Regions from separate parts of the Homo sapiens genome. Here region 1 is linked to region 2. Evidence: chromatin loops called from intact Hi-C (ENCODE). Cell type or tissue: A673. All regions are shown on one strand. Each heading gives the region's core, and the rest is flanking DNA. Links, peaks and the distances in the headings are about the cores only.

Region 1 (11,954 bases), core at 3,830-8,829, 120 kb before region 2:
TGTCTTGGTGCATGACAAGGAGAGCTTTATTTTTAAACTCTTCAGTAGTCTTGGATGGAGTATGGGAGCTATTGCTGTTGACATGTGAATATTTGCCTGAACTGTCATACAGCAGTCATATGCTCAGTGTGAACGTGGCTTGTCTTGAGATTTGCAGTGATAACTAGCATGTGGCTAGAGTTGTTCATTCTCTCCCTTATTAGTAATGCGCGTCTTCCATTAGCATATGCAACTAACTACTCCCGTTCCCCTGTGCTGTGTTGACATTCATTGTAATGATTTATTATCCAAGCTAAATAACCCTCAATATGAAACAACAAACATGCCTATGTTTGTGTTTTCCATTGGTTTTGTTTTCCCTTTCTGGCTTCCACATAAGTAGATAGTTCTTTATGTGATGATTACATGCTATAGAAACAAGCAATGGGAAAGCCCACTAGAAAGGTTAAGAATGTTGGTAAGGTTTATTTTTAAACTATTGAAAATCCACCAAACTTAGTGACATCCCCCATTAGTGCCTTGGAATTTAAAAAAATAATGTAGATTATTAGGAAAACGTTTGTTATGTGCAAACACTCCATATAAGACTTAACGATCTACGAAAGGGCCACATTTGGGCTTCCTATGGAGCCTCCAAAGCCCTTAGAAGCTTTATTTTATTTATTTGGGATGTTTCCACGATTATCTCAACCATCAGGAGCTCATAATGGTTATGAAGTGGTAGAGAGTGGTGGTGGGGATCCCAAGCTCTAAAGTTAGACTGCCTGAATTTATATACCAACAAAGCCACTGACTGTGTGACCTGGGATTATTTACTTAAGTTCCCTGAGCCTCAGTGTCCCTCTTCTATAAAATGGGAACATTAGCCATGCCTTTCTCATGAGATTCTTGTGATGATTAAGTAAGATAATAAATGTAAAGCTCTTGCAACAATGCCTATCTTAGAGTAAGTTCTCAATAAATGTTAGCTGTTATTAGAAGTTCTCAGCCTCTGTTCCCTGTAACTTGGGAGACGGGATGTATAGGTAAGAAGGAGGAAGATTCTAGAGGGTGCGGCTCATGGTCACTTTCTTCCCCACATCTCCTAAACAGCAGCTCTGTTTTTGGTATCAAAAATCTGAAATAGTGTTACTTTACAGTTAAATCAACAGAAAGTTGTTCAGTTGATGTTGAAAACTATGGAATCTCCTTTTTAAAAAGGTAACTTTCATGATCCACCTCTTAATGCTCTCAGTTTTTATACTCTGTTTAGTTTTTATTGACATCTCTGTCATGGGGCAGCTCATCTAGACAAGTTTATTGAAGGCAAATGATAGTGATGACTATGGTGCTTTGCACACAGATTGTCAATAACAATCTGGTTGTTTGGGGAGCACTTAGAAATGTGGTTCATGCATGTGTGAACCTCGTCAGTGTAAGTTTTGTGCCATTTAACTGATAACATTTCATCCTCACTCACTCTGGTCATTTTATTTTTTATTGAATGTATGTAGTTACATTTTGGTCACCATGATAACATTTAACATCATTTTGGACACTGGGGCCTTTTCATTGGCTAATGATAATTTCTGTATGTTAACATCACAGAAAACCAATTGCATTAGATTTTATCCAGTTAAACTACCTTACCTGGCTTACTATGGCAGTTTTGTTTTCTTGTTTTTCTGTCCAGTTGCCACTTAAAAACTAAACTGGTTATTCTTGCCGCAGGCTTTTCCCCAGTAGAAAATTGTTATTGGTGTTTTGTAAGTATCGTATTCCATTCAAAGGTAAAAGGCTCCTTCAACTTCCCATTTTTCCTGTGATTTTTTTTCTATACTATGTCTGCAAATCAACACTCCTGGGCTCAATTAAAATATGTATTTAGTCACTGGACTTGCAGAGAAATGATCAAACTTGAATAGTAATACCCAGGCTATTGCCTATGAATACAAGGATTGTGTCCATTGAGGGATGGCTTTCAAGACAATGGCCAGTGAACCCAGGATGCCTGTGGGATTATTAGAGCTTGGTGTGGGTCTAAACCTGAAGTTTGCTAGTTTTTTTTTCCCCAGTAAAGACAGAGTTTGTTGTTCACTAAATTCACAATTGTATGGCTAGAATGTTCACATGGGAAATTCAAAGCTACTTTCTGTCTTCCCAGTGTCTAGTGATCCCATCTGCCAGAAGTTTATTTTCCCAACATGTGCTCCAAGGACCTAACACATTGCATCAGGATAGCACTAATATTTGTTGAGTTCTTACTATGTGTCAAGCTCTCCAGTCCTGGCTGTGGAAAGAATGATGAACAAAGGTAGGCACAGCCCCTACCTCATGGAGAATCCATTCAAAGGATTGGAAGAGGGAGTGATGTAGTCGTGGGAATCAATTGGGCAGAACAGCAAAGGCTTAGTGATTAAGAATGAGTATTCCAGACAAGGAAAGCAGGATATACATGACTCTATGGCAAGTTAGACAGGTGGCAAGTTAGACAAGTGGGGAACAAGGAGAAGTTACGGATGGCTGCAGCCAAGGAAAGCAAGGTCCAAAGTGATTCTGGAGAAGCGATAAGAACCAGTCCACCTAAGCAATGTTAGGAGCTTTGTCTTGACTTTTTATACCAACCTTAGTGCAATAATAGGTACTACTGATATTCGTTTTCCAATGTTTAAGCAAAAGTGGTAAACTAACTTCATTCCTTACTTAGGAAGTGGCAGATGTGGGATTTGAACCAGAACTTGCTCTTGTAACCACCACGTTGCACTTCGTCTGTAAGATGCATGCCTAAAATTTTTATGGAGTTTTGACTCACAGCATTATTATCCAGTGTCAATGTGGTCTTCCTGTAGGGTCTGTTACGTAAGTCTGCCATTGGTTTGCTTTTCATTAAAAAGAAATCTAACTTCTGGAAGAGTAAACGGGATACAACACAGTAAACTTCTGAACAGCTTTGGTTATCTGTACACTGAATCCTGGGTCTCTAAGACTCAGAGGGGGGCTTAAAATGAGGGTTTGAGGGCTGTTGGTCCCACTGGGGAGGACCATGGCTGAGAGAGGATAGTACAGCTTTCTTGGCAGGTTCCAAGTTGTAAAGCCCAAAATTAGAATTTAAAGGAGGCAAAAATTGTGTATCAGAAAATGTTTCAATGCACTCAAGGAATAAAAATAACCTGAGATTTAATATGAAGAGAAGAAAGAAGAGAATAAAAGAAGAAAGGAGAGGGGAGAGAGAAGAGAGAAAAAGAGAGCAACATCACTACATTATAAGGCTACTTCAATCGGTCACTCTCTCTCTCTCTCTCTCAACTTTTAGTCTGAAGCTAAACACTTGATAGATTAGCCCAGCACTAAAGAAAATGCCCTCTTTTATGTGTAAAAGCTTGGTAATTGCTGCAGAAAGATACTTAGTGGATCCTAATATTCATATAATCAGATTAGTTTTGAATCCTACCTCAGCAGAGGATGTTGGAATAATCCAGTTCATGCCTGTTTACCTTGTCTGTGTGTTCACTTTTTTTCTAGTCATTTTATCTTTTCCGTTGGACTCAGTAGGTGCTAGCAACAAAGCTACCCCAGTATCTTAGAGAACAAGTCAAGTACCAATTCAAAAAGGAAGGAAAAATAGTAGATTTAAATGTTTGAAGAAGAGTAGGGTTTTGTTTGTTATTTTGTTTTTGCTTGTTTGCTCCTTTGCATTCTTGGTAACAATTGAAACAATTCTATGGCTCTCATCCTACGCTACTAAAATTTTGTTGGGCAGTTAACATCTCAATTCATAGGCAACAGTCTCATGACCAATCCTCTCTGAGCTTTGAACATATGGCTGCATCTGATGGCTTCGCTAATTTCACCAGGGAGAGTTTTAGAAGATCTCTATTTGAGGGGGCAGCCATTACACAGATGAGTGATACACTGCTGGAATTAATTATTGCTTGCCAAGTTTAAGGATTGATTCATTCTAAACTCAGAGCCAAAAACTCATCTTAAAGCTGAAATGTTTTTGATTCGCTGGTTCCAGCTCCCCTTCACAGACCCTCTAACCTAGCGCCATGTGTGTTTTGCTGTTGAGGGTGAACTACGTATCTGAATGCCCTAGTTTGAAATGCGCTTTCTAATTATATAAATATGGTGGCCATACAGTACCTGGGACTTATAATTAAGGATGATCTTACCTTGCAACTCCAGGCTTCCTTTTCTTCTGTGAAAGCTTCCTTTCTTCCTGAAATGAAAGTGGCATTTCAGCCATCTGTTGTGGGCTGCTGTCAATAAAAGAATCCAATCACATTTTACCCACATGATTCTGCATGAATAGTAAACTTGGTCTTTATAAATTAATATGTGTTCCCTGGAATTTAGGAGTGGTCTTCAGTATTTCTGAACTTTCCTAAGATGAATACCACTTGAGAAAATAATATATCAAAAATATTATAATAATTGCTGGAATTTAATGGAGAAAAGTGGCAGAGATTATGGGTGAAAGCTACAGGTCAGTTTTGGAAATCTACCTAAAAGCATGTCAGTTGGGTGAGCTTTTTTCTCTGACCAATGTATCACTGTCAGGACATCACACTTATGGCTTGATTAGCTTTTTTAGGCAGCATGGCTCTCTATTCATTGTGGAAGTTATCCCAGTGGGCATTCTCCTAGGTTTCCCTGGGGAAAGGGTACAGGCCAACTTCTCTCATTTTATGTTAGGACTTTGAAGTCTGACGTTTTCAATTACATACCAGGCCCGACATTTTCTTTGAATAAAACACTTACCAAGTATCAGACCCACTTTTTTTTTTTTGCAGTTTATAATACAAAAAGCACCCTATTAATAGTTTGCTTCATATAGATTGTCACCATGCCAAGTTTAAGCACCTATAATAGCCAGGCTTGCATGTTAAATAGAATCAGTATTCTGTTAACCAGAAGAACAAATAAAACCATTCTCAGTTTTCCATATGTTTAACCTCCTTGAAACTACTGACAGGTCTTTTATTTTGGAAGTATATTTTACACGGAAGGAGACTTCCTAAATATGATTTAATTCTTTTCTTTCCTCCAGAGAAATAGGATTTAAAACTTTGTACTTGTACCCTCCAGAAATGGCTCAACCAAACAGAGTCAAAATATCAGAGCAGTGAAAAAAGATGCTATATTGTTTCAGACTCAAGATCTGTCTCTTGTGATAAAGAGATTTAAATTCTCACTGCTCACCAAGCAAGAGCCAATCTGAGCCATGGAATATATTGAAATGATAGAATGCTTTCAAGTTTAGCATTTGTGTGTGTGTGTGCTCCATGGTTGAAAATTCTGTTTGAGAAATATGGTTAGACTATTTTGACAATTTTTAACCTGCTTAAATTGGATTTTTTAAAGTGCACAAATTGATGTTCTGCCTACTTGGAGAATGTTTTAAAGATATCAAGACTTCAAAGAAAAACAGTGAGAGTAAATCAGATGCAAACATCCCTGTATCCATCCTAGCAAAATTAGTTTAGTATTTCCTAGGGCGATGCTAAATTAGAATGATGCTCAGGCATTAGGGCAAGTACCACTGGTAATCATCGTTTTTGTTATGGGGTGGGAGGTGGCTGAGAAAAGAAAATATATTTTCCTATCTTGTAGGAATCACCAAATGACATCAACTTCATAGATATTTTCTGAGGTTACAATTGAGAATTCTTAGTGTCCCTGCCACTGTCATGGATAATTGTGTCATTTTCAAGTCTCTTGGAATTTGGGGTGTTGGGTGGCCTTTCTTACCCTTGTTGTTCTTTCCTGTCCTGCTATTTGGTCATCAGATATCATTCTCTCTCTTATTGCAGGGTAAATTAGGTCCTGAAAATGGCAAGGAGTATTAGACAAGATTTCGGCTCCAGAAGCTGAAAGCATTTTTTTTTTAAATGAAGCCAGAGAGATGGAGTGATCTGCTTGATAATAAAGCTTAGCTTTAATGCCAGCTCCATGCTGTTACAGCATATTACTAAACAGCAAGAACTGTGGCACAGATGTTGTGGCGGCCATATTTTACACCATGCAAAAGGTCATGTCGCTTGTTATTACATTCAGAATCAATATTAAGTGAGCGTTCCAAATTTCAGCTGTCAGTTGAATTTATTGCTGCAAACCAAAGCTGAAGGGTTCTCGACTGTGATTCAAGCAAGCTAACAAATTAACTAATATAAGGGCATGCCTAGAAGATGCAGGTGACCCACATGCCAACAGCAAAAGCTTGGTTCTTACATTGCTGCAAGAAAGAGCTGCTCCAGCTGCCAACCAGAAACAATTGTCATCTCAATAATAAAAGGGAGGGAGGGAGGGAGGGAGGAAGGAAGGAAGGAAAGAAGGGAGGGAGGGAAGGAGGAAGGGAGGGAGGGAGGAAGGAAGGAAGGAAGGAAGGAAGGAAGGAAGGAAGGAAAATTAATTCTCAGGTGGAGTTAATTCAGGTGGATGAAATATCCTGAAGGCAGCTTCTTGAGATAAAATATGATGTATGCCTATCTATCTGACAATGCTCAAGATCACAGTTAACACCCCTTAGAGTTTACTTGCATTGCCAAATTAGTCCAAGGATCTGGCCACCTACCCTTACTCCATGGTCTTCTTTAGACCTAGACGTGGATGCATTGACCCAGGTGCTAATCGGACTATCCTTTTCATCTCACCATGTATCATCTCAACAGCTACATTAGGGAGAGTCTTTCTTATAGTCAGCTCTAGAAAAGGTACACAAATATCTAATAGATGAACATCCATTTAATTCATACATGGATACCCCTGGGTTGCCTAAGATGGTTTATTAAATGGAATTTGAGAATTCCAAGTTAATGAGAAGAAACTATAGGTAATATCCAATCACTAGGTCAAGAGGGGATGACAAAAGTCTCAGAAATGCCATACCAGTGGATTCTGTGCATAATGGTGGATGAGTAGGAATTTCGAGGACTGTCAGCAGCAAGCCTGAGTCCCCATGCCCATGGGTTTCTCTGAAATAATTCTCAAAACATATCCTTAAAACTGTCTATGTCCATGATAGTTTCCCCCCAGTGCATCTGTTAAGACAGTGAGTGTTGCCCAATTTGCAAGTTGTCCAAGGTATGCACTGGGGCTTATTTGGGTGTGAGATTTTTTTTTATTTTTATTGTTTTTGAGATGGAGTTTCACTCTTGTTGCCCAGGCTGGAGTGCAATGGCGCAATCTCGGCTCACCGCAACCTCCACCTCCCGAGTTCAAGCAGTTCTCCTGACTCAGCCTCTCAAGTTGCTGGATTACAGGCGTGCACCACCACACCCAGCTAATTTTGTATTTTTAGTAGAGACGGGGTTTCTCCATGTTGGCCAGGCTGGTCTGGAACTCCCAACCTCAGGTGATCTGCCCGCCTCGGCCTCCCAAAGTGCTGGGATTACAGGCATGAGCCACTGTGCCTGGCCAGGGTGTGAGGTCTTACAAGACCACCTTGAAACCAGTAAGCAGGAGGAAACCAGGTTGTGTGGCCCTTGTCGGATGGAATTTCTCTCTTAAGAATTTCCCATCACAGTTGGAAAAAAATATCATGAGATTTTGTACAGATAAATAAGTCTCCAAACTGCTGGTAATGCAGAACTAGGTTTAACTGGGGCCCTCAGCTTCCTGACAAAAGCAGGACTCACTTTTGGGTGTTGACTCTTATTCTGCCTTCTGTGACAAACACCAGTTATAATTTTTAATTGACTTTACTAGAAGTGTTTAGGAAAAAAATCTGTAATTCTAGTAAATAAGTACTTCAGTCAAGGACTGTTCATTATTCAAGATTCAATAAACATTTTCTGAGTACCTACTCTGGGCACATTCTGTGTTCAGTGTTCTCGGATTAAAAAAAAAATAAACAAGACATGGTCCCTATTCTCAGAGACTGGGAGAGAAACAGGCATATACAAGTGAATACAATGCAGTGTAGTCAGATGTAGTTTAAAATTCTGTTACCTTAGACCCAGCAGGTTTATTTCTAGGAATTTATCCAGAGAAACAGTGTGCAAAATTATGTTTAAATGAATGTTAATTGTATCATGGTGACTGGCAGCTACATAGGTGCTCAGTGACTGTTTATTGAGTAAATAAATATTATTTTGAACCATTTTCAAGAGCAGAGATGGGAAATTCTAAATGTAAAACAAAGAGGGTTGGTTAAATATGACATCTACAATTAAAATAATTTGGAGGAATAAATATTTGTGAAGAATATTTAATGGCATTAAAAAGAATTCCTAAATATATTGTTAAGTGAAAGAAGCTTACAAAATAATATATGAATTATGATTGTGGTCCTGTGAAAGGAAAAAAAAATCCACACACACACACACACACACACACACACAGAAGAGAAGCATTCTTATCCTATATGACTAAATCAAGTGATGGTTGGACTAAAAAAGTAAAGCAAGGAGTCATAAAATTCAGACTATATATATCAAATGTTTTAACTTAAATATAGAAAAATAGGCCAGGCATGGTGGCTCATGCCTGTAATCCCAGCGCTTTGGGAGGCCAAGGCAGGTGGATTGCTTGAGTCCAGGAGTTCGAGACCAGCCTGGGCAGCAAGGCGAGACCCCATCTCTACAAAAATACAAAAATTAGCTGAGCGTGGTGGCGTATGCCTGTAGTCCCAGCTACTTGGGGTCTGAAGTGGGAAGATTGCTTGGGCCTGGGAGGTCAAGGCTGCAGTTAGCCATGGTCGCACCACTGCACTCCAGCTTGGGCAGCAGATGAGACCCTGTCTGAAAAAAAAAAAAAAAAAAAAAAAAAAAAAAAAACCATATATATGTATCTATATATATATATATATATATATTTTTCATTAACCTTATGCTACACTGATCTTAAGGGGCAGGGCCAACCTTTCTCTTTGAGTGTGGGATTGTTTCTTTCTTGCATAAACCACTCCCATTAGGCAGCATCTATGATTTTCTATTTCGGTTCTTTAAAATAGAGCAAGAAATTAAAAGGCTTACAAAGAAGTCTGAATCCTGACTCCTTCTAGATGTTTACATGTTCCCCATCATTTTTTTCCAGTTGTATCCATACCTAATTTGACAGCATTGTTTGTAGCAATTTGCATGCATTGAATGTTTTTCAAAAGACTGAACTTAAGAAAACACTTTGTTTTTACACTATTTTATGAGTTCATGCTATATTTAACTGAATTGTGAAATTAGATTAAAACAAAACTGGCATAAATAAGTTTGAGAATAAACACAATTTACAGGAGTAGAAGGGGGAGGGTTATTAAAGACTGGCCTACAAGCTGCATGCTATGCATATGTTTATATGTTTTACAGAGGAGACAGAGAGTGTGAGCTAATCTAAGTCAACCAAATGAAAGTCCACTGAGGCAGCTTTGGGTGTGTATATTAGCAAAGGAGAGAGAAGACAGTGATGGAAAGAATGGAATCTCAATGTTGATAGTGCTTATCTCTGGAAGGGGAAATTATGATGGATTTGTATTCTTTTTCTCTTTTCCTATATTATTTAAATTCATACAATGAATAAGTATACTTTCAAAAGCAAATTATTCATTTAATTAATTTATTTTTTAATAAATAAGTATTAGAAATAAAAGATGTAATGTGCCTAGCACTGTGCTATTTGATCCAATCAGTGTTTGGGAGGTGGTACGACATATTTGTTAGCAATGCTCTCTTTGTATTTGGGTTCCCTGGCCTTGAATCTCAGCCCTGGCACGTTTTACATGTGTGATTTTGAGAAAGTTCCCTTGAAATTCTCTATAGTGTCCCCGTTTGTATAACTGCAAAATAGAGATAACAGTAACAGTGCCTAACAGCCAGGGTTGTTGTGAAGATCAAATAAAGCACATAAAAATCTTAGAAGAGCATGTGATATGTTAAGTGCTTATATGTTAGCTAGGTCTTGTTTAGTATTATTTTTCTTATGTCAGAAAAGGGGCTTAATTTCTAAACAGTGAGCCAAAGCTTAGCTCTTCATGTCATTCACAGAAAAAAAAATGCAAGTAAGTAAATTATTAAGTAACAGCATGTGTGTGCTTGTCCGAATTCTGTGGGATAGGGGTTGGAAAATTATAGTCCATGAGCCATCTAACCACCAGTTGCCTGTTTTTGTAAATAATGTTTTCTTGGAACATAGCCCTGCCATTCATTTCTTGGCTGGTCCTGGCTGCTTCCTTGCTGCCACAGTGGACAGAGTTGAGTAGTTGCACCACATGGACTGCAAAGGGTAAAATATTTGCTATCTAGCCTTTTATAGAAAAAATGTGCTGGCCCCTGCTGCAAGGGATCCATCAAGGTAGTCTCCTTGTAGGCTACAGTAAAAAGAGAAAGCTTGGTGAGCTAAAGAAGATTTGAAGAGGTGGGAGGAAAGAAAACCCTGAGATATGAATCCACATCATGGATGCATGGATTCTGCTGAAACCAACAAGAGCCATTTATGTGGAGGAGAAGTGTTCTGAAAGAAGAAAAAGTTTGGCCAAGTAGGGTAGGAACTAATATGAAGACCTTTCTTGACAGCAACAAAAGTATTTTAGGTCTAGTGTGTTGGGCACTGAGCCATTACAGAGTGTTGAACAGGACAAATACAGAGCATGGCTTAAAGGAGATTATCTGACAGTGGTATGCACAGGGATTGTAAACCTGTAACTGGAGAGTAACTCGGTACCTGCTAGAGTCATATGGTTGTGAGAAAATAGGGTTTCAGCAAGAGTGTTAGTGGGAGGGGATAGAAAATTGAATTTCATATAGTCCTTTAATCCTTATAAGAATGATTTCCCACAGTCTCACGAAGAAAACACTTGGGTTTTTTTCCCTAGGAATAAGCACAATAGTATATAGTCAACAGCAAAATTTATCATTGTTAGCAGTATAGCACAATTTTTCCTACAAAAGGAATTAAAATGATAACTACAAAATGGGATACTTAATCTGGGTGAAAATGTAGAATAGGCTTATGATGCCTTTCTTTGAAAGTCATGTGTGTGTGTGTGACTGCACAAGATTTAGTTTGGGGAAGCAATCTGAAAACTATCTTACTTCATCAGGATGCCTTCTATAATGGTAAGATCTTACCTTGCCAGTTGTCAACGTCTGATCTGACTTGCTCTCTACTTAGCCCTTGGCTAATGGTGTAAGCAGCATTAACGCATATCAGGCTGTCACCCAGAGTTCAGAGTTTCTTTAGAGTCCTTTATTGTGGTACAGAACATCATGATGGCAATGAGGTGGAAGGAAGAAACTTTTCATTCTAAACATAAAGTGAAAAGAAAAGTATTCTCAGCACACAACCTCTAAAACACCAAGCGGGCCAGCAGTGGTGAGCGGTAGCTCTGCCTCCTTCCTGGAGGGTGTTTTGTGCTGCATGTTGTAAGTAGGGACTAATGTGAAGACCTTTCCCAACAGCCACAAAGGTATTTTAGGCCTAGTGTGTTGGGCAACAGGGACCCATCACAGGCTGTTCATTACTCCAGCCTCCATTGACAAAAAGTCTTTAGCGACTGCAACCAAGAAGCAACCAAACAACAGAGATAGTATTAGAAGATATATTTATTGTCCTACCAACCAAGAACCTCTCTAGATTTCAATGGGGTTAGGTGAGAGGAGTGGTGGAGGATCCTCAGTCACCTTGACCATTCATTGTGAGATCCCAAAATGCACTTCTATGGTGTCTAAAATTTCACAAAATTACGTGGGGTGAGAAATGAGAACATGTTACTTCATATTGTCCTATACACATGACTTTATTAGGGTCTGTCCTTCGTTTGTAGTCTTGGCACTCACTAACTTAGAATCACATTATCTAAGGCAAAACTACTTAAATAACTGAGTTTTAGGATATGTATCAGTCAGTGGCTCCCCTCTTCGTGTTTGAATCAAGTAACATACCAGAACAAACAAGTCTCAGAGAGAAAGGCTTTCTGTAACATTTTAGATAAGCCCTGGCATTGCAATCATCTCCTATGGATACTGCTGACAAATTCTGTCCTG
Region 2 (11,954 bases), core at 3,149-8,148:
ATGTAGAAGGTATTATTATCTCTACTTAACAGATAATCCATTTGAGGGATAAAAATTTCAAGTGACTTACTGGTGGACCATATTTAGTCTAATGATCTCAAACTTTCCACTATCAAGGTCTTTTTAAATTTTCTTAATGTACTCTATGTTTTGTAGGACTTGGTCTACCTATTCACATGTATTTAAAAAAAATAGGTTGTTTACTTATTTTGTGTTACATGAAGATATATAGATAGATAGGTACCTCTAACCTCTACTCTCAATGATGTATTTGTTTACCAAGTACAGTTGTAACTGCTAATAGACAAATTTTGTGGTTCCTTTGCACAATTACTCTCTTTTTTGTTTGTTTCTTTGTTTGAGACAGAGTCTCCCTCTGTCACACAGGCTGGAGTGCAGTGGTGCAACCTCCACTCACTGCAGCCTCAGCCTTCCCAGTTGAAGTGATTCTCCTGCCTCAGCCTCCTGATTACAATTACTCTTCATTTCAGTGCTTTCCTAGCTGGACTTCTTAACAAGTACATACAATTAGGAGGAAGGAAAGCTTAAGTGGGCCATGAAAAGGTCAGGTGAGTTTTAGGGATCCTGGACCCAATATCCTTATTACATAGCTGGGGCTTATGCTGACCCACTAAGATCAGTGCTAAGGGAGTTACAAGCAGAATTCAAACTCAAGTTTTTGTTACTGTTTTTATGTTTGACACGGGAGTATACAGCATGGGAGATCACCTCACCTCTGGCTCTGAGGTTGGTACTCAGAAGCTGTGGACTGTCAGCATATTTTGATTAAACACCTATCATGTGTCCACCATGTCACAGGTGCTGGGCATTGCCTGGGTCTGAAGATCTATCATCGCATCTGAGCCAGGTCCTTGGCTTCCTTCTGGCATTCTGTTTGACACTGATGAGTTCTGAGACCTTGCTGGCCTTGACTTGCCCACTTCCTCACAGCAGCACAGGCTCAGCATGAGATCCTCTTTTCCAGAATAACCCAGAGACTTCCTGGACTTGATTGAGTTGTAGCTTGCTTTGGAAAAGATTCCAACTTTTACAAAGTGAAATTTCCTATGCTAAGCAAACTCTATTTATATTTTATTGTATTCTGTTGTCAGATGCTGCAAGTACTTGAAAGGAGCTTGTGATATAACATATTCTTGATTGTAATATAGCATTGTAAGCACATTATGGACTGAATTACAACATTTCATGAGAAGAAAAGAGAAGTGCTACATTAAACGTACACATTATTCATAAAGCTTCTAATTCCAGGAAAATTAAACTTGAAAAAATTATTTTCCAGAATGGATGATCTGTAGCACATAGGTTCTTATAAGTCAAATACAGTTCCTTATAAATACATGGAAGATATGTGCCCAACTCATATGCAGGCCTAGAGTAGTAAGTTTTGCACAACCTGAATCAAATTAGGTCAGTCTTCTAAGAAACATTCCCATGTTACAATGCAACCAAACTTTAACAGGGCCTCTAGGCAGAGGAGTGGTTTTCCTCTCTTGGGTGGAGAACCAAAAATGTAGCACTCTTCATTGTCAAGGTGTATAGCAAAGCATAGATCATGAGGGGAGAGCTTACACAGAATGGCATGGCATATGCCATCCAGAATCCACTGTGCAGCTGCTTAGGGATAGGAGTGTTTCCATTTTCAAAACCACATAAGTTTCAGAGGTCAAGCTTAGCAAAGCAGCTTGAAAAGTGTGTACTTAGTAGGCTTGGGGAAAAGTTGGAAGCCCATGCCCTCATTTTGCCTCGATTATAGTTCTGCAAAAACCCTCTCTTAAGAGCTCCAAAGTCTATGCCTTATTCCCTTCCCCATTTGGACTATTGTTACCCTGGGCAAGTTCTTTAATTAACTTCTCTGTGTTTTAGTTTCACCATTTATAACACAGAGATAATTATACTTCAAGATAATGTGTGGAAAAAAATACCTCTCCATTGCACAATGAGAAGTGGACATGCAAGTTATCATGATTGTTTATTAATAGCAATAACATCCCACATGAACAGTGGAATCAGCACTCTTCCCCACAGAACTCAGAACCTTTGTCCTGATTAACTCATTATGACTGACATTAACTCTGAGATTTTGCTGGCGGCAATGTGGAGGGAGAGTATTACCTTTTGGCTAGGTTTCTTCTTGTCCTGAGGTCTTTTTATTCTTCATCGGCACCTCCTGTAAGTAACTGGGTTTGGGCTGCTCAGAAATTCCTGTCTGTGATAAATAAGGGAAATTTCAGACAGGATGGTAACTCCATAGCTATTCAGGCCAAAGAGTTGGTAGACCATTAAAAACAATTCACATCCTTCATGTTCTGGGTTTAAATATGCATATTTCCATGGTCTTACTCCCTCCAAAATTGGTCAGACCAGTTCAAGGTTGGATGACAGATGTGAGCAAATCAGCGTCAGACAAGTTGAGCAGACTTTAACTTCCTATATTGTAGTAGAAAATTCCTCTCATAAAACAACGAGGCGCACGTATCAAGACCCCTGCTGTGTCCAATTAGACTTCTTTAAAAAGGAACAACCTCTTTAACTCTGTGAGTTTCTGGGGGCTGTTTATCTTTTCCTTTTGGCTTATCACAACTCTTAAATTACCTTGGCATATGCTTCGTTGCTAGTATTTTCTTGTATTTTCTTTTTTTCCGTTGCCACAGGAAACAAACAAAAAAGGTTTTTTTGTTGTTTTTTTTTTTTTAGTAAGAGGCATTTCAAGAACGTGTTAGAGGGAGAAAGAATGTTGCTTAATGAAATAAAGAAGAGATAATTTCCAAACGCTTTTAAAACTACATAGTAGGACAATCATTCAAGTATGGGATGCACCCTTAAGCAAGATTAGGTCTTATGGGTGACAGAGGAACTAAGTTTGGTGTGTCAGCCTTGATTTCTTATTACCCTAGTTCCTGCGCTTCATACAAATTTAAGATCCAAGCAATTATGCCTAACGTGCTCTTGAATACGGTAAAATCATGCATTTTATGTAGTCAGTAATAAAAATACTGCAGTCGTTTTTCCATCCAAAGATACAGTCCCATTATGAATAATGAGTCCTAGAAAAATATAGCAAGGTAGTCCAATGCGGCAGCATAATCATTTATGCATCTACCAAACCTCTTTCACAGTTCAAGAAGTTTAATAGACGATCAATTCCTTGAGGGCAGAAGCTTTCTTATTTATCTTTGTATCTTTGTTACCCAGTAAGCACCATTCCTGGCACATCAAAAATCACAGATGATGGATGGATGGATGGATGGATGGATAGATGATGAATGGAGAAAAAATACTTCCCTCTTTTGGTCTTTGAAGTTTCTGGGTATTACCAGTGAAGATACAGAGTATAGGGCAAGGTTCTCATACCTAACAATCAGGCCAAACCAGCACGTTTAATAAAATGTTTTTTCATTGCCCTTAGAATAAAACCCAGATCGTTTATTGTGGCTAGTGTGATGTGATTTGGCCACAGGCTAACATTCATAACTTCAGCTCCTTCCATTCTCCTTTTCTCTCCCCACTCTGTGACTAGACTTCTTTGCATTCTTTGGAAACATCCAAACTCTTTCCTCTGACAGCCTTGTACTTCCTGTTCCATCTGCCCAGAATCTTTCCCCCTATCTTTCCATGGCTGGTATGGTCATTCACTATACTCAAATATCATTCCTTGGATACCCCTGCCCCATCCAAATTTGTTCCCCTCCTCCCTTTCAGTATCCTCAACACCCAACAGTGCCCTGCACTTAGTATGCACTCCATAAATATCTGTTGGATGGTTGACAAATTATTGTGCATATTTTGCAAATATTTAATGTTACTATTGTATATTTAACTTAAAAATTACTGAGGTTTTTCTTCTTCCCAAACTCCAATTAAAAAGCAAACAACCAAAAACTCAAAACAAAGGTGAAAATGTTTCTTTTGTTTTATTCTCGTAACTTACTAGAAGCTAAGAGGTTGCCTCTTCTACTCACCCTGGAAAGAAGGAAGGAAGGAAGGAAGGAAGGAAGGAAGGAAGGAAGGAAGGAAGGAAGGAAGGAAGGAAGGAAGGAGGGAAGGAAGGAAGGAAGGGAGGGAGGGAGGGAGGGAGGCAGGGAGGACGGAAAACTTAGAAAAGACTGAATTAAACAAAGCTTAAGAAAAACAGAGTCGTAAAACTTCTCAGGGCCTTTAACATGTTTATGTGAACTGAGACTTTCTATTAGAATAGAGGCTTTACTTCTCAAAGTTATTTGACCAGAGAGCATTTTTCCTCCTCCTCTCCCTCCTCCTCTTCCTCTCCCCCTCCTCCTCTTCTCCTCTTCCTCCTCTCCTTCCTTCTTCTTTCTCAGAGTACTTTTGAGACTAATCTTTGATGGCATACATTTTGGGAAACAATAAAGTAGGAACCACCATCTGCTGAGCATTTTCTGTGCCCTAGGCACTGTACTAGGCATTTTAAGTTTGTCACTTGCTTTGGTTCTCGTCCTTTCATTAATGAAGGAAATGAGCCTCACAGAGTTTAGCTAACTTGACCAAATGCATGTAACCATCAAATCAAGCACAGCAGCTACGATTTGAACCATTGCTGCTTGATTCCAATGGCTTTGATCTTCTCACTGCTATGTACTACTTCGCAAAATATTACTTCTAATTAATTAAAACAGAGGTTCTCACTCTCAAATACATACAAAGCTTATAAAATACAAACTCCTGGACCCTATGCCAGATTTATTTAATTCACTATGTCTGAGTTGGGATCCAAAAATTTGCATTTCTAGCAGGCTCCCAGGTGATGCCTGTTTCTCTGGCCTGGGGCCCACATTTTGAGAACCATTGACTTAAAGCCCTGCGATTCCTGTTTAATGATCTTTGCAATAATGTTATTAGAAGCTTAAGAAGCTGAAGACTTTTTCAATTAGTTTATACTGCCTTTGTTAATGCAGAGAACTAGATAACAGGGAGCTCAACAATTCATTTCAATTCCACAAATGTTTATTGAGCATCTACTGTTATAGACGTTATGCAACATACAGGAAATCTGAGATAACTAAGACCAGGTACTTGGCCTTAAGGGTACTTTAGTCTAGTTAATGGCAGCATGAGGTGGATGAAGCTTTAAGAAGAACAAAAGCAAACAGATGGTTGTGAGTCAGCAGGTCAGGCAGTCTGATAGATGTCGACCCAGTGCCAGCATGGCACATCGCGGCCCTCCCCACCTGGGCTAGAGCTGGGACTGGGGAAAGCCTTCCCACAGAGATGGCACCTGATTGGCATCCTAATCATGATCAGTAGTCAGCTGGGGTGGAGGATTTTAGGAAATGCCAGCAGCAAGTGCAAAGGCTTGGAGAGACGAGAAAACATGGGGCCTTTGGGGAAAGCTTGAATAGCTAAAGGAAAGACTAGCACACAGATGTGTCCAGATTTAGGTTAGCAGAGGGGAATGACTGGATTGAGGCTGGAATCTGGCTGTGAAGGCCCTTGTCTGCCTTCCGTGGATTATACACAAAAGTCAGAGCAATGTTTAAGAGAACTCATGGTTGAGACATGTGGCTTCCAACCATTCTTCAGGCATGCATTCCTTTCATAAATAACTTTGCAACCCTACTGGCTGATGAGGGCGGTACAAAGAGGATTGAAACACTGAATCTGTCCTCTAGGAAGAGAAATAAAACATTTACAATCTAAAATCCAATACAAAGGTGGAAATGTGCCCTTATTAAAAAGCACGGAGACATAGGAAGAAGTCCTGGAACAGCAAAGAGGGAAAGGTCACTCCATTTATGATAACTCTGGTAAAAGAGTCAAAGATGGGAAGCAAAGCAGGTGCCATTATCAACCTCGCAATACCTTTATGGATATTTTTACAGATGGTTCTCTTAGTCACCTCAAAGAGTGCCAGGATAGAAGCTGGGAAGTGGAAACTCCGAAAGCTGTTAGAGAGGAATTGCCTTTAGAATCACGCTTGCTTTTTCCTCGTTGCTAAAACGTCCAGAAAATAGCTAGCATGTGCGTTTCCCCAGCCTGATTAAAGAGTGCATGTGCAAGCCTCTAAATAATTGCTGCATGAATCTTTATAACCACCCGAAATGAGCTTAACTCGGTTGGTCTACGATGGCAGAAAGGCTTATAATGTGAGGCTCATCATTCTATCACGCATCAAAGAATGGGAGGCAGAAGCCCTGTTCCATTCTCCCCTCGCTTCCTGATTAATCCACACTTTTAGAATATGAGTAAGGGCTGACTGATGAGCTGGTTTAGTTTAGCTTTGTAGGATTTTTCCTCCAATTTAGCAAGCAATGAGGACCCGCACTATTTCTACTCTTTCATTTGGCTCTTAAGTCTCATTTGTGCCATTAGCTGAACTGGTACCTTTTTTTTTTCCCTCCTGCTCAGAATTCAGAGACTTGTCCTTCTCTTGTAATTATAAAGTGCTCACAATCAAGACAGCCCTGGTAAACTTTTCTTTTTGGCACAAAAACAATATTAGCTAAAGAGCTGGTTGTAACACAGATGCTTAGAAAAAGTAGGAAAAAATCAGGTCTTAAAAAGATTTATAAACCCCATTCCAGCTTGTATTCATCATCTTCCTTTCTTGCTATACACCCTGGAGAATAAAGGATGCTATTTACAATGATCCCTGTCAGGAGATGTTGAATACAGACTTATCTGCCTGCCAGGTCACAATTACCTTTAAAATCTAAATGAAATGAAGGAAGAGAAACCGCATTTTTCCCAGTAATGGGATATTCCAGCCATAGTCTCATTGGCACCCACAGTCTTTGCCTCATTTGTGAGGGCTGCCTCAGGTTTGTCAAAGGGTCCTTATTTTAGAAGAAAGATATACAGATATATAGATATATAGATTGATAGCTAAGTAGGTAGATATAGGTAGGATGGTATGGAGAGAACGAAACAGAGAACTAAGTTTATGAGCCTGGGAATTTCAGTTGGGTAATCCGTAGTAAATTGTTTTTTTTTTTTTTTTTTTTGCATCTGCTGGGCACCGGGTACTACCTTAAACATTGGAAGCAGCATGAACTCCAGCCCCTTCGTGGTGGGCAAAGTGATTGGAGAGGCAAGAGATTTGCACACAGAAGACATGACTTCCCCCTACCTCCTGCTGATCTGGGTTTGTCATTGAAGAGCCCTTTGCTATAGCATTGCTTAGGACTCCTTAGTTTACTCAAACCTAATGAAATGTGGTTTTCCTCTCCATAAACCACCTTTGGATGTTGCCAATAGAGAGAATAATTTACTGCTATGGTTCTCAAATTTTGGTCCTCACAGACAAACAACATCACCAGCTCCTGGAAACTAGTTAGAAATGCAAGTCCTCAGCACTCTACCTCTCTCCTTTCCCTGGACCTAGGGAATTGGAAATTCTAGGGGTGGGGCCCATAAAGCTGTGGTTTAACCAGCTTTCCAATGAGTCTAATATATGCTAACGTCTGAGAAGCACTGATCTAGTAGCTTGGACTTGCTTAGCTATCCCTTTAAGCTTAAATTGGCAGCCTAGGCCAGTCACTGGAATCACCTCAGGAGTTTGAAACAATGTAAATGCCGGGATGCCAACCCAGAAACTCTGATGTAATAGGGCCAGGCAGCAGCCTGGACACCACAGTGTTTAAAAGCTGCCCAGATGCTCTTGAGAAAGAGTTCATATGGAAGCAAGTGTAAGAGGAGCTGGGGGAGAGAGACTGGAGATGTACAGATATTTAGTTGATTACTGCAAGACCTAAACCAGGCTCTCAGCATTAAGGAGAACCTTGCCTAAGGCTAAGTCACTGGGTATAGGAGTTGCCAGGGACTTCATCAGGAAAGAAGGTAGAGAGCCATAGGCTGGATGAATGTGGAGGGAAATGAGAAGGAGGAGTCAAAGATAGCTTTGAGTTCTTGAGCATGGCTAGTGTGATGAGCCCTTCTTAGGAAAAGCAAGAATGGGGATTGGGAGGGAAGGAGATCTTCGTTTGAGCGGGGGATGGGAAATAAATTTGAATCTGAAAAGGCGTGGATTGGCTCGATGGTCATATCCAACAGACAGCTGAAACTTTGGGTCTGGATTTCAGGGAAGAGAGGCAAGAGGGAAGAAAAGAATGGAAGGGAAGAGAAGATAGAGAGGAATGAAGGGAGGGGGAAGAAGAGACAATGAGAAACACTGAGAGAGATTTTGCATTTTTAAAGCCTGTGACAAGAATTCCATTACTGAAAGAAGAGCATTTGCTGAAAAGAGAAAAGAGGAGAAAGAGGACCGAACCTCCAATAATGCCTGCATGTGCAGGGGAAAAAATAGAAAGAGAAGAAGAAAGCAAAAGGGGCAAGAGTTAGGAGAAGAGTCACGTTAATGTCGCATTATCAAAGCTAAAGAAAGAGTAGGTTGGGGGATGGGTGCAGGAAAGGTCAATTGCCAGCAATACCAAACGCCAAAGACAGGCAAGGAGGGTGAGATATTTCAGGCAAGAAGAAAGCTTGCAAAGTCATCATGATAGCATAGTAATAATAACAATAATAATAATAATTGGTGTTCACAATGGATTTATCGTGTGCCACGCTCCTGGCCAAGTGCCTTGCGTTAATTCAACAACAACTCTCCAAGTATTAGGTATCCCCATTTTGCAGATGAGGTAACAGAGATTTTAGGTACCCTGCACAAGGTTACACAGATAAAACGTGGTGGAGTGAATTCAGGAAGTCCAGCTCCCGAGAGACACCTGACCTCTCTGTGGAAACCAGAGTGACTCATTTAGAGGGCAACACTCAGTGTGGGTGGGAAAACCAGTAGGTGCCGGAAATCTCTGTCCATGTGGATGAAAACATCTCCCTGGTTGTTCCAGACAGAGTTCTATTGCACAGGAAGCAGATTCCCTTTCTGGAGTGAATGTTGCTGGGCACATGACCAAGTGCCCATTAGGATGGAGCGAAAGAACGGCATCCGACTCTTACAAAAAGTTGACATCTGAACAAAGAGAAATAAAAGCAAGTATGTTAAATTAATTTGAAAGGTCTTGTTTAAATCCACTCACGCAAAGACGTTCTCAATTTAAGGCTTTTATTCTACCCTAACCTCAGTTAGTTAGTGTGGCAGCTCAGAGCACATTCTGGATGATGCCAGGAAAAATTCATTTCACACCTGAAATGCTTAGATCTCATGCCGTTTCTTACAGTATCTTTCTGTCTGTGCCCTCAACCCACTAAAAAAAAAAAAAAAAAAAAAAGGGGGGGGGGGTTTTGGAAAGGAAAGGAATGATATCTTTCTCCGGAAACATTGCACTGAGGCAAACGTTTTCCCTTTGGTGCATTAGGAAGCCCTTAGATGAGAGAAGCTGGTGAGCTATGAAACAGCATTGGGACTTCTCTTGCAATTAAAAAAAAAATTATCAAAGCACTTTCCATACATGAAACCACCGTCAGTTATGTGGGGGAGGAATTATTATCTGTGTATCATGAAGGTGGAAATTACGGTACTGAGAGGTTAAATGATATTCCCAGCAGGCAAGAGAAGAAACTTTTCCAGGCTTGGCATGAGGACCTCTCTGTTTGTATATGTGTTCCCATTAGGGCTGCTCTGATGATCCAAATAAAAGTTGGGAGTGGGGGTAATGATTTATAAGCCCAAGGTTTTTAAAACATCATTTCTCATGTTTGGAAGTGAAAGTTGGCTGTGAGAATTCATCGAAAATGAGCCTGGATAGATGAGGCTGATGCAGATTAGTTTTTGAAGTGGAAGGACTGGAGGATTGGCCTTGTTTTCAAACGGCTAATTTTCTTGTTAATCACTGCGTTGGTTAATAACCACCTAGTTATGACCGTGGCAGAGAAAGACTGTCTGAAATAGGTCAAGCCTTCAGTCAGCCTGGCGTGTCCTGTCTTGATTGAAGGCTCAGGAAGCAGGAAGACTGGAGTGATTGGGGTGGGGGGGTGAGGTGGGATTGAGGCCTTGAGAGGAGACAGCAGTGACCACCTGGGGGACTTTTCTGTGGGAGATTGACAGGACTGGATGTACTCCTGAGGAGTCCTGCGGGGTGGGGGACAGGAATGTAAAAAAGGCCTGAGATGTCTTTTTTGGAATATGTGTGCCTTTTAATTCCTTGAATTTTTTTTCATTAATAACATGAATTAGATATGTTTTTTCCTACATTCTAAGAACACGACAGAATAATTGGAATATGCATGTGCAATTTAAGAAGACAATGAAAACCACCCAAAATTGAACACCCAGAGATGATCACTGTTACCCTTTTGATATATAACTTCCTTTTCTCTTTCTCTTTCTTTCTCTTTCTCACACGCTTTTTCAGTTTATCTTAATAGGTCCTGACTGAATTGTTAGCACCTACCACGGTTCCTAGCACATGGTAGATACTCAATAAATGTTGATGTAAGGATGAAAAAAATCATATTTATGATTTGTGGTATAGAATTATATAATAGGTATTACCTAATTCTAGATCATTACATATTTTTACAGTTTTCAAATACCAGGCTGAGCTATTACCTAAGGACACTTCTATCATATGGAAACATACAGCACCATGAACCAGCACGCAGTGACACTGTGGTCTAGAGTTTGGGTTCTGAAGTCAGTCTGCCTGGATTGGAAACCAGACTCCAACACTTAACTAGCAGTTCTTAATCTGTCAAGTAGGAGCAATACTCATAACATCTCATAACATTATTGTGAGAAGGAATAAATTAGTGCATTGAATGGGCCTAGCACCACACCTGGTACAGTCATAATTGCTTGGTAAATAATAGTTATTGATATTATAGTATGTTTTTAAATATTATGCTAGAGCACCGTATTAATGTTCTTCCATCATGCTGGCACATCGCAATTTTTAAAAATCTACCCCCTTTTGACAGGCATTTTTGTTGCTTCAATTTTTTGTTATGTAAAATACTAAATAGATCCTCTTTATATAAGAATTTATTTGCATATCTATACTTATTTCCTTATAATAAAATTGTAGAGGTAGAAATATAAGATCGCAGGCAATTAATCTTTTTATAACTTTATATGTTGCCAACAAAATGTGATATTAGCATAGAAAGCAACGGTGTATGAGCGAGTCTGTTTTCCCATATCCTAAGTAATCGTCCTATCCTTTGCACATTTTATGCAGGCTCATTTTGAGGAGCAAATCCCCTTCCATTTCTTGAGGCCATCTTGGGTTAGGCTAAGTGGAATTCTGCCAACATGCAACAGATTTTTAGGAGCAGGTTCTGGGTGTTTGTGCATGAGAGTGGAGTGGGGAGTGGGGTGGGGTGCATGGGCATGTACCCTCTGTCCCAAGAAGCTGCAGTGAGTATGAAAGATACCAGACTTTCACCCTCAGTAAATCTAAACACTCAAAGCAAAGTGTAAAAAGTGCTCGACAACTGTTATAAAGGATTTGGAAACTGTCTTCTCAAGGTGTGGACTGGGGTTGGAATCTGGAAGGCTGGCTGGAGAAAAGAACTCTGCTTCTGTCATTGGTGCAGTTGGTTGCCTTGTCGTTTTAATTACCTTACTCTTCTCAAGATCAGATTCAAGGCCAATCCAGCCTCCTCGGCCCCTAGCTTCTGCCTCCGCGACACAGATAACATAACTCACTTCCTAACTCACTTCCTGGGGCTGCCCCAGCCTAAGAGGATTAATCCGTCCTATGGAGTTACCTCCTCAGGAGGAAAACTGATAAGACGGTTGTAAAACTCCTGGGAGAAATGGAATGAGTTGTATAAATAAAGTGTTATGGCAGCCGACTCATCGAGAATGAGACCCGATGTCACTTAAATGTTTTGTCACTCTCTGTATCTTATGAAGGGGAACCTGTTTTCATATTGCAATACTTCAGCTCTGCCTGGAAAGTGATCGTGTGTGACAGTTTGCTTTTGTACTCCCCCACTTTATATAAAAGGAGCAGGACATTTAGGTTGGCTGTATTTGTTCTGAACAGGAAAACAAATCTGGCATTTTTACATATTATTCT

What was found. Hi-C counts contacts between places; a loop is a spot of excess contacts. Peaks named below come from ENCODE experiments on the same cell type or tissue, not always from the same donor. Only the 100,000 strongest peaks of a DNase experiment are listed, where the experiment ranks them.
Region 1: it touches region 2 in a loop (7-fold over the local background); 1 of 110 quality-filtered maps calls a loop at or near these places.

Annotation. Positions count from the first base shown.
Region 1 is chr5:167,767,871-167,779,824 of GRCh38, forward strand. The region is part of intron 4 of TENM2 (teneurin transmembrane protein 2); the gene reads left to right. Among named protein-coding and RNA genes, the nearest start is that of TENM2-AS4, 110 kb to the left of the region's middle. In A673, for the core only: no CTCF peak of the experiment used is centred there; a DNase peak (open chromatin) is centred at 6,241; H3K27ac peaks cover 3,531 bases.
Region 2 is chr5:167,890,934-167,902,887 of GRCh38, forward strand. The region is part of intron 5 of TENM2 (teneurin transmembrane protein 2); the gene reads left to right. Among named protein-coding and RNA genes, the nearest start is that of TENM2-AS3, 57 kb to the right of the region's middle. In A673, for the core only: a CTCF peak has its summit at 5,608; DNase peaks (open chromatin) are centred at 3,638, 4,208, 4,828 and 5,558; H3K27ac peaks cover 4,898 bases.